Regions from separate parts of the Homo sapiens genome. Here region 2 is linked to region 1. A link is an interaction called in ENCODE POLR2A ChIA-PET data of the cell type or tissue named here. Cell type or tissue: Caco-2. All regions are shown on one strand. Region 1 overlaps MELK (maternal embryonic leucine zipper kinase). Region 2 overlaps MELK (maternal embryonic leucine zipper kinase).

Region 1 (4,000 bases):
AAGGGTTCTGGAATGGAATGGATCTGATAGGCTAGCTGATTCAAGCTCAGGGCCCACGTCCTGTGTATTTGCAGCCTTTGTGGCGAGCATTGCTTATCTGGTGTCTGTTGAAGTAGCTACTGGAGCAGAGTGATGGAGAGGTGGCATTGTGTTATGGTAGGAAAACCTGGGGCTAGGAATGAAAAATGCCAGTCTTAGGCAGATCACAGTAACTTTTCTGAGTCTTCATTTTATCACCTCTAATATGGGTATTCTAATGTCAATCTGTGTATGTTTGGGTCATGTTTTGCCATTTATAGAGTAACTTTACATGTTGTATCATTAATCTCTTTTGCCTGCCTTGCAGAGCTGTTACAGGATCAAATGAATTATATACAGGAGAGGCATAATGAATTGTTGTTGCTTTTTAAAGGATTTGCTTTTCTCTTTCAGTGTTGTGTTTCATCAAGAGTGAACTATTAAAAAAAATTCAGATTTCCTTGAATATTTAAGGTATAGATGCTGTCTGTTCTGTAACTCTACGCATGATCGCCTCCTACCATTTTCATACATAGTTCTGGTACCCAAGTATTGCATCAAATAGAAATTATAGTCAGTTTCATTTTCTGCCCTGGCGAACAGGAAATGTAGTAGGCACAGATAATCCAAAATAATTGGCTAGCTTTTGGTATGCAGTTTTGTACTTAATTTGAGTATGTGTGGCTGAGGATTCAGAGCGCTTTAAGTATTGATCCTCTTTGGAAGACACAGCTTGAGATTAATCATGTTTTTTAGACCCTTGGTATCTTTTCTACCACACTCATTTCATTGTTTCCAGTTCAGGAGCCCAGCAGAGATAGTAGAACCTCCTTCTTCCATCTCCTGCCTTTCTCACACATATGCCTTGTGGTAAAGGTACAGGCAGGAGGCTGCGGGAGAGAGGGGTTCTTTTACAGTTAAAAAAATATTTTTTTTTTACACTTAAGATGATGGAGGGAACCTCAAAAATTTATTTTCTTGCTTGAGCAGTGTTGACATCAACAAGAGGATACCAGGTATTAAGGTGTCTAGGCTTCTGAGGTTGAGACCATCTTGAGGGGAAATCTACAGTTCTAGGAGCGGTCATAGTCAAAGCAGCACAATGAAAACTTATTCTTAGCACTTTGGACTTTAACAGTACCACTAGTATAAACCTTTGTGGTCTCTACTTTGTAACCCATGAGGTTGTGCTTATACCAGTCAATAATGCAAGGCTCTCTCAGTCTGTTTGAGCTGCTGTGACAAAATACCATAAATTGAGTGGCTTAGAGAGAACAGAAATTTATTTCTTGCAGTTCTGGAGGTTGGGAAGTTCAAGATCAAGGCATCATAGAGCTAGAGTTCTGGAGAGTAAAAATAAAGAAAAAAAAGATCAAGGCACCAGCAGATTTGGTGTTTGATGAGGGCCCACTTTCTGGTTCATAGAATGGCTCTTTCTTGCTGTGTCCTCACGTGGTGGAACGGGAGAAAGGGGAAAGGCCTCTGGAGCCTCTTTTCTTTCTTTTCTTTTCTGTTTCTTTTTCTTTTTTAAAGAGATAGGGTCTCATTCTTTTACCTGGGCTGGAGTGCAGTGGCTTGATCATACCTCACTGTAACCTTGAACTCTTGGGCTCAAGTGATCCTCCCACCTCAGCCTCCTGAGTAGCTAGGACTACGCATGTGAGCCATCGCACCTGGCTAATTTTTGAATATTTTTTTGTAGTAATGGAGTCTTGCTGTATTGCCCAGGCCAGTCTCCAACTCCTGGCTTCAAGTGATCCTCCCACCTTAGCTTCCCAAAGCCCTGGGATTACAGGCATGAGCCATTGTACTTTGGCCTGGGGCCTCTTTTATAAGTGTAATAACCCCATTTATGAGGGCAGAGCCCACTTGTGACCTACTCACCTCCCAAAGACCCAACCTCCTAATACTATTACACTAGTGATTAGGTTTCAGCGTATGAATTGAGGGGAAAAATTTGTCTTTACTGTTTCTTTTCATGATGGCAGCCTTTCTCTTGAGCTTGTTGTTACAAGTGTGATGTTCAAAACAAGGGAAGCTCATGATATTGCCCTGCCTTGTGCTGGGCAGACCTCTCTTTCTTGTTATGTTTGGTTCTGAATACTTCACTTTGATGTGTAGTATCAACCTGGAGTGTGATCTAAAGAAAGGGCCAGAATAGTAAGGGGAGTTAATCATTAAAGTGGAGGTTGGCGGAACTAGAAAACGGAAGACTTGCAGAGGAAAGGTTGCTTATAATAGGAATACGCAAATTTCTGAAAGGCTCTTTTAGCACAGAGGAAATAGAATTATGACTGTTGGTGAAAATAACCAGTTTTTGAGGGCCTACTCTGTTGAGATGTTGTACTAGGCGCTTGCTCTATGTTGCATATATTGCAGGGCACATACCATCTCTCTCTAGCAGATGATGAAACTGAGACTCAGAGGTGTGGTCATGTTCAAGGCCGCATGGTTATTAAGTCCTGTTGCAATTAAAACTAAGGTCTGTCTAATTCCCAAGCCTGTTAGCCATCAGTTTGTACCAATTCCCAGTGGACAGAGATCACAGGGAGACAGACCTCAGGCAGCAGGAGGGAGATGCTAACCATTCCAGCTGTTCTGTGTACCCTGGAGAGGAGGCCTTTAAGCAGAACATAAAGCATCCCTCACTCGGGCTGCCATAAAGAGAGATTTTTTTTTTTTTTTTTTTTTGGAGATGGAGTTTCACTGTTGTTGCCCAGCCTGGAGTGCAATGGCTTGATCTCAGCTCCCCACAACCTCCGCCTCCTGTGTTCAAGCGATTCTCCTGCCTCAGCCTCCTGAGTAGCTGGGATTACAGGCATGCACCACCACGCCTGGCTAATTTTGTATTTTTAGTAGAGACGGGGTTTCTCCATGTTGGTCAGGCTGGTCTCCAACTCCCAACCTAAGATGATCCACCCACCTCGGCCTCCCAAAGTGCTGGGATTACAGGCGTGAGCCACCGCACCTGGCCTAAGAGAGTTATGTTGGAAAGATGAACTTTAAAGTTGTATTCCTCTGCTTCTCTTCCTGTGTAATCTTCTGAGCTCCCTTCCAGGTCCAGGCCAGGCTATTCCTGATTCCTGCCTTTTTGTTCTCAGTGATCCTTGCTTGGTTCTGAGAACCCATTTCCAGCCCTACCTTTAGTGAGGTACCATCATGTAGGGATTATTTGGATAATTTCTGTCCTTAAGCAAAATGAATTTTGTATAGAGGCTCTTACTTATATTCTTTTTTAAAGTTGTGGTCCAGCAAAATAACGATCGTGTGGCATCTATGGCACCATCGTAAAGGCTCCTTGAATTGTGCTAAACATAAACATAACCTGAGGTACCCTGTGCTCTACAAGTTTGAATCACTCTTTTACCAGTCTGTTGTATAGCCACTGATTTTAGATGCCTAGGTGGCTGCTCTTTGATGAAAATACCAATGCAGGTCTTGTGGTAGGGAAGGGGAGTATACAGTCCCTGGGCTGTACAACAGAACTTTTTTTTTTTTTTTTTTTTTTTTTTTTGAGACAGAGTCTCGCTCTGTTGCCCAGGCTGGAGTGCAGTGGCACAGTGTCAGCTCACTGCAGCCTCCGCCTCCTGGGTTCAAGTGATTCTTGTGCCACAGCCTCCCAAGTGGCTGGGATTACAGATGCTCGCCACCATGCCTGGCTAATTTTTGTATTTTTAGTAGAGATGGGGTTTCACCATGCTGGCCAGGCCAGTCTCAAACTCCTGACCTCAGGTGATCTGCCCGCCCCAGCCTCCCAAAATGCTAGAATTACAGGTGTGAACTATTGTGCCCGGCATTGTACAACCGAACTTTAACAACAGTTGCTCAGATGATGATGGGGATAAAGAGTTGGGAAAGAGCACATCTTCTTGAAATGCTTGCTGGAATATGCTTACTTCTTAAAAGATTATAGAGAATATTGATTCTTCCCCAAGAAATTGACAGATTCATGTTTTACATAATGATATTTGATTGTATAAAG
Region 2 (4,000 bases), 56 kb before region 1:
TCTGTTTTTTTTTTATTACAAAGTTTGAGATACACTATCATGGTTAAAAAAAAAAAAACCTTCAGCTAGACATTGGATAACAAGCAGCAACAGGAAAAAAAAGCCACAAACTTCTAGGAAAATTTGGCTTGATAGAGTCTTTTAAAATTATTATATATAAAAAGGTGTTTGTGCCTGAGTCCTTGCTTATGCTTTCATAATACATTTTCCTACTTAGGTGGCTTTGCAAAGGTCAAACTTGCCTGCCATATCCTTACTGGAGAGATGGTAGCTATAAAAATCATGGATAAAAACACACTAGGGGTAAGTTTAGATTTATTTAAAAAATAGTCCACTTATAGATCAGTTTCGTGAATTAAAACCTGAATTGTTCTAATGTTCTAGTTACTGCTCTTAGAATAATATTTTTATACCTTTTAAAAAACGTATAGATCTGTGGTTTTAAAAAGTAATCTGGGGGAAGGGATTACTTTGTTCTTCAGATTTTAACGCAGTGCAGTGGGACATATTTGAAGTCTGTAGCATCCATCTGCAGTCTGTAGTCTGTAGGTGTTTCTGGATATTAATGTGTCCCATCTTTCTTTTCTTTTCTTTATTATTTTTTATTTTTTTTTGAGACGGAGTCTCGCTCTGTCGCCCAGGCTGGAGTACAGTGGCGCGATCTCGGCTCACTGCAAGCTCCGCCTCCCGGGTTCACGCCATTCTCCTGCCTCAGCCTCCCGAGTTGCTGGGACTACAGGCGCCCGCCACTACGCCCGGCTAATTTTTTGTATTTTTAGTAGAGACGGGGTTTCATCGTGTTAGCCAGGATGGTCTCAATCTCCTGACCCCGTGATCTGCCCGCCTCGGCCTCCCAAAGTGCTGGGATTACAGTCGTGAGCCACCGCGCCCGGCCTCTTTTCTTTTCTTTACTTTTTTTTTTTTTTGAGACGGAGTTTTGCTCTGTCGCACAGGCTGGAGTGCAGTGGCGCGATCTTGGCTCACGGCGACCTCCGCCTCCCAGGTTCACGCCATTCTCCTGCCTCAGCCTCCTGAGTAGCTGGGACTACAGGTGCCCGCCACCATGCCTGGCTAATTTTTTTGTATTTTTTTTTTTTTTTTTTTTAGTAGGGATGGGATTTCACTATGTTAGCCAGGATGGTCTCGATCTCCAGACCTCGTGAACCGCGTGCCTCGACCTCCCAAAGTGCTGGGATTACAGGCGTGAGGCACCGCGCCCGGCCCCATCTTTATTTTCTTATGATACTCTTACTAAATATAAATCATTTTGGTACTATAGATAGGCAAATAGATAAATATTATGTCCTAGCTTTTTTTTTTTTTTTTTTGAGACAGTCTCACTTTGTTGCCCAGGCTGGAGTGCAGTTGCACAATCACAGCTCACTGCAGCCTGTACCTGCTGGGCTTAAGTGATCCTCCCACCTCAGCCTCCTGAGTGGGTGTGACCAGAGGCACATGCCACTATGCTTGCCTAATTTTTAAACATTTTTCTAGAAACAAGGTCTTACTCTGTTGCCCAGGGTGGTCTCAAACTCCTGGCCTCAAGCAGTCTTCCCATCTCAGCTTCCCAAAGTACAGGGTATGTAGGGGTGAGCCACTGTACTTGGCCTGTCCCAGCATTTTATTCAAAATGGCTTTAGAAGTTATCTAATTAAATCCTTTTCCAAATCAGCCTCTTTTTCCTCTATGTGAATTCTTCCAGGGGGAACAGCTTGTTATCTCCTAAAGCAGCCCATTCAGTTTGTGGTCTTGGCTACAATGTATAAAAAGTTATTTTTATGTTGAGATAAAGCCTGTCTCTTTTGGTGGTTTTTCTGGGGCTTCTGTACCCATTCCAGTGTTTGAAGTCACCTTGAGTCATCTTTTTTTTCTAATTCCTTCTACCATTCTTTGTTTTTTTTTTTTTTTTTTTTTTTGAGATGGAGTCTTGCTCTGTCACCAGGCTGGAATGCAGTGGTGCGATCTCGGCTCACTGCGACCTCTGCCTCCTGGGTTCAAATGATTCTCCTGCCTCAGCCACCTGAGTAGCTGGTACTACAGGCGTGTGCCACCATGTCCAGCTAATTTTTGTATTTTCAGTAGAGACAGGATTTCATCATGTTGGTCAGGCTGGTCTCGAACTCCTGACCTCAAGTGATGCACCCACCTCGGCCTCCTAAAGTGCTGGGATTACAGGTGTGAGCTACCACTCCCAGCCTAACATTTTGTAATTGTCCTTAATTATCAAACATAAAAAATAATTTTTGGTTGGGTGTGGTGGCTCATCCCTGTAATTCCAGCACTTTGGGAAGCTGAGGCCAGAGGATTGCTTGAGGCCAGGAGTTCGAGACTAGCCTGGGCAATATGGCAAGTCTTGTCCCTACAAAAAATAAAAAAAATTTAGCCAGGTGTGGTTGTGCATGCCTGTAGTCCCAGCTACTTGGGAGGTGGTGGTGGGAGGGTCCCTTGAGCCTAGGAGGTTGAGGCTACAGTGAGCTGTGATTGCACCACTGCACTCTAGCCTGGGCAACAGAGCAAGATCTTGTCTAAAAAAAGTTTTTTTTTGATGTTTTTATTGTTGGAATGAGATAGGGCTTAATATTAATTGTTACCTACTTTTTTAATTGTTAAAGATATAAGTTCTGATTAACACATAAATAAGTCAAAGGGAGCCAGGCACTGTGGCTCACACCTGTAATCCCAGAACTTTGGGAGAACAAGGTGGGTGGATTGCCTGAGCTCAGGAGTTTGAGACCAGCCTGGGCAACAAGGTGAAAGCCCTTCTCTACGAAAAATACAAAAAATTTCGCTGGACATGGTGGTACACACCTGTAGTCCCAGCTACTTGCGGGGCTGAGGTGGGAAGATCACTTGAGTCTGGGAGGTTGGGCTGCAGTGAGCCGAGATGGTGCCGCTGCACTCCAGACTGGATGACAGAACAAGACCCTGTCTCCAGAAAAAAAAAAAAAAAGTCAAAGAGTATGTAAGTAGTTTTGTTACAGCAATGTCATTAAATCATTTGAATTTCTTCCTAAATATATGCTAAAATCATACAATGACCAGTATAAGAAATTATTTTTAATTATCTGTCAGTGGACAATTCAGGCTTTCCTCCAGTTTTTTTGTTTTATTCAATTTTTTGTTTTCTATTTATTAATCTAAGAAAAAAGCATTAAAACCATTTTTCTTGAGCATTTAAACATGAGTATCAATTAGATTAATTCCCTTAAGCAGTTTAAATTTCAGTTATAACTTTAGTATGACTTACTTTAACACTTCAAATACTTAAATAGCAAACAAAATGTTATTACAAAATGTGTTATCACACTGATGCTCAAAACTTATTCTAAAGCGTAATATGACATTAATTCATGATTTCTAAACTTGTTTTTATATTTTCTGTTGTTATTATGCTCATTTTAGTTATTTTCTAGGATTTTAATAATATTTTGATTACTTCCATGGTTTTATTTATTTATTTATTTATTTTTGAGATGGAGTCTTGCTCTGTCACCCAGGCTGGAGTGCAGTGGCACGATCTCGGCTCACTGCAAGCTCTGCCTCCCAGGTTCACGCCATTCTCCTGCCTCAGCCTCCAGAGTAGCTGGGACCACCACGCCCAGCTAATTTTTTTGTATTTTTAGTAGAGACGGGTTTTCACCGTGTTAGCCAGGATGGTCTCGATCTCCTGACCTCTTGGTCCGTCTGCCTCAGCCTCTCAAAGTGCTGGGATTACAGGTGTGAGCCACCACGCCTGGCCGATTACTTCCATGGTTTTAGTCATCAGGCTTCCTCCCCACAAAGAAAGAAGATTATCATACCAAGATAGTGAAAGTTACAGTTGATTCTTTGTCAAGACATGATATCTAGTTGCATAGTCCTGGATAACTGGGTCCTGAGACACTGGCCATTAAGACGGAGTCCCTTTTTATTTTATTTGTTTTTCAAGATGGAGTCTTGCTTTGTCACCCAGGCTGGAGTGCAGGGGTGTGATCTCAGCTCACTGCAACCTCTGCCTCCT

Evidence for each region. Peaks named below come from ENCODE experiments on the same cell type or tissue, not always from the same donor. Only the 100,000 strongest peaks of a DNase experiment are listed, where the experiment ranks them.
Region 2: POLR2A ChIA-PET joins it to region 1 with 5 read pairs; 3 of 35 experiments call an interaction of 5 or more read pairs at or near these places.

Annotation. Positions count from the first base shown.
Region 1 is chr9:36,638,915-36,642,914 of GRCh38, forward strand. All of the region lies in intron 10 of MELK (maternal embryonic leucine zipper kinase), which reads left to right. Among named protein-coding and RNA genes, the nearest start is that of MELK, 68 kb to the left of the region's middle. In Caco-2, no CTCF peak of the experiment used is centred here; no DNase peak of the experiment used is centred here.
Region 2 is chr9:36,583,410-36,587,409 of GRCh38, forward strand. It overlaps MELK (maternal embryonic leucine zipper kinase), which reads left to right. Exons shown (of 18, transcript NM_014791.4): 3 at 218-303. Among named protein-coding and RNA genes, the nearest start is that of MELK, 13 kb to the left of the region's middle. RefSeq lists an enhancer at 1,415-2,391. In Caco-2, no CTCF peak of the experiment used is centred here; DNase peaks (open chromatin) are centred at 1,412 and 1,975.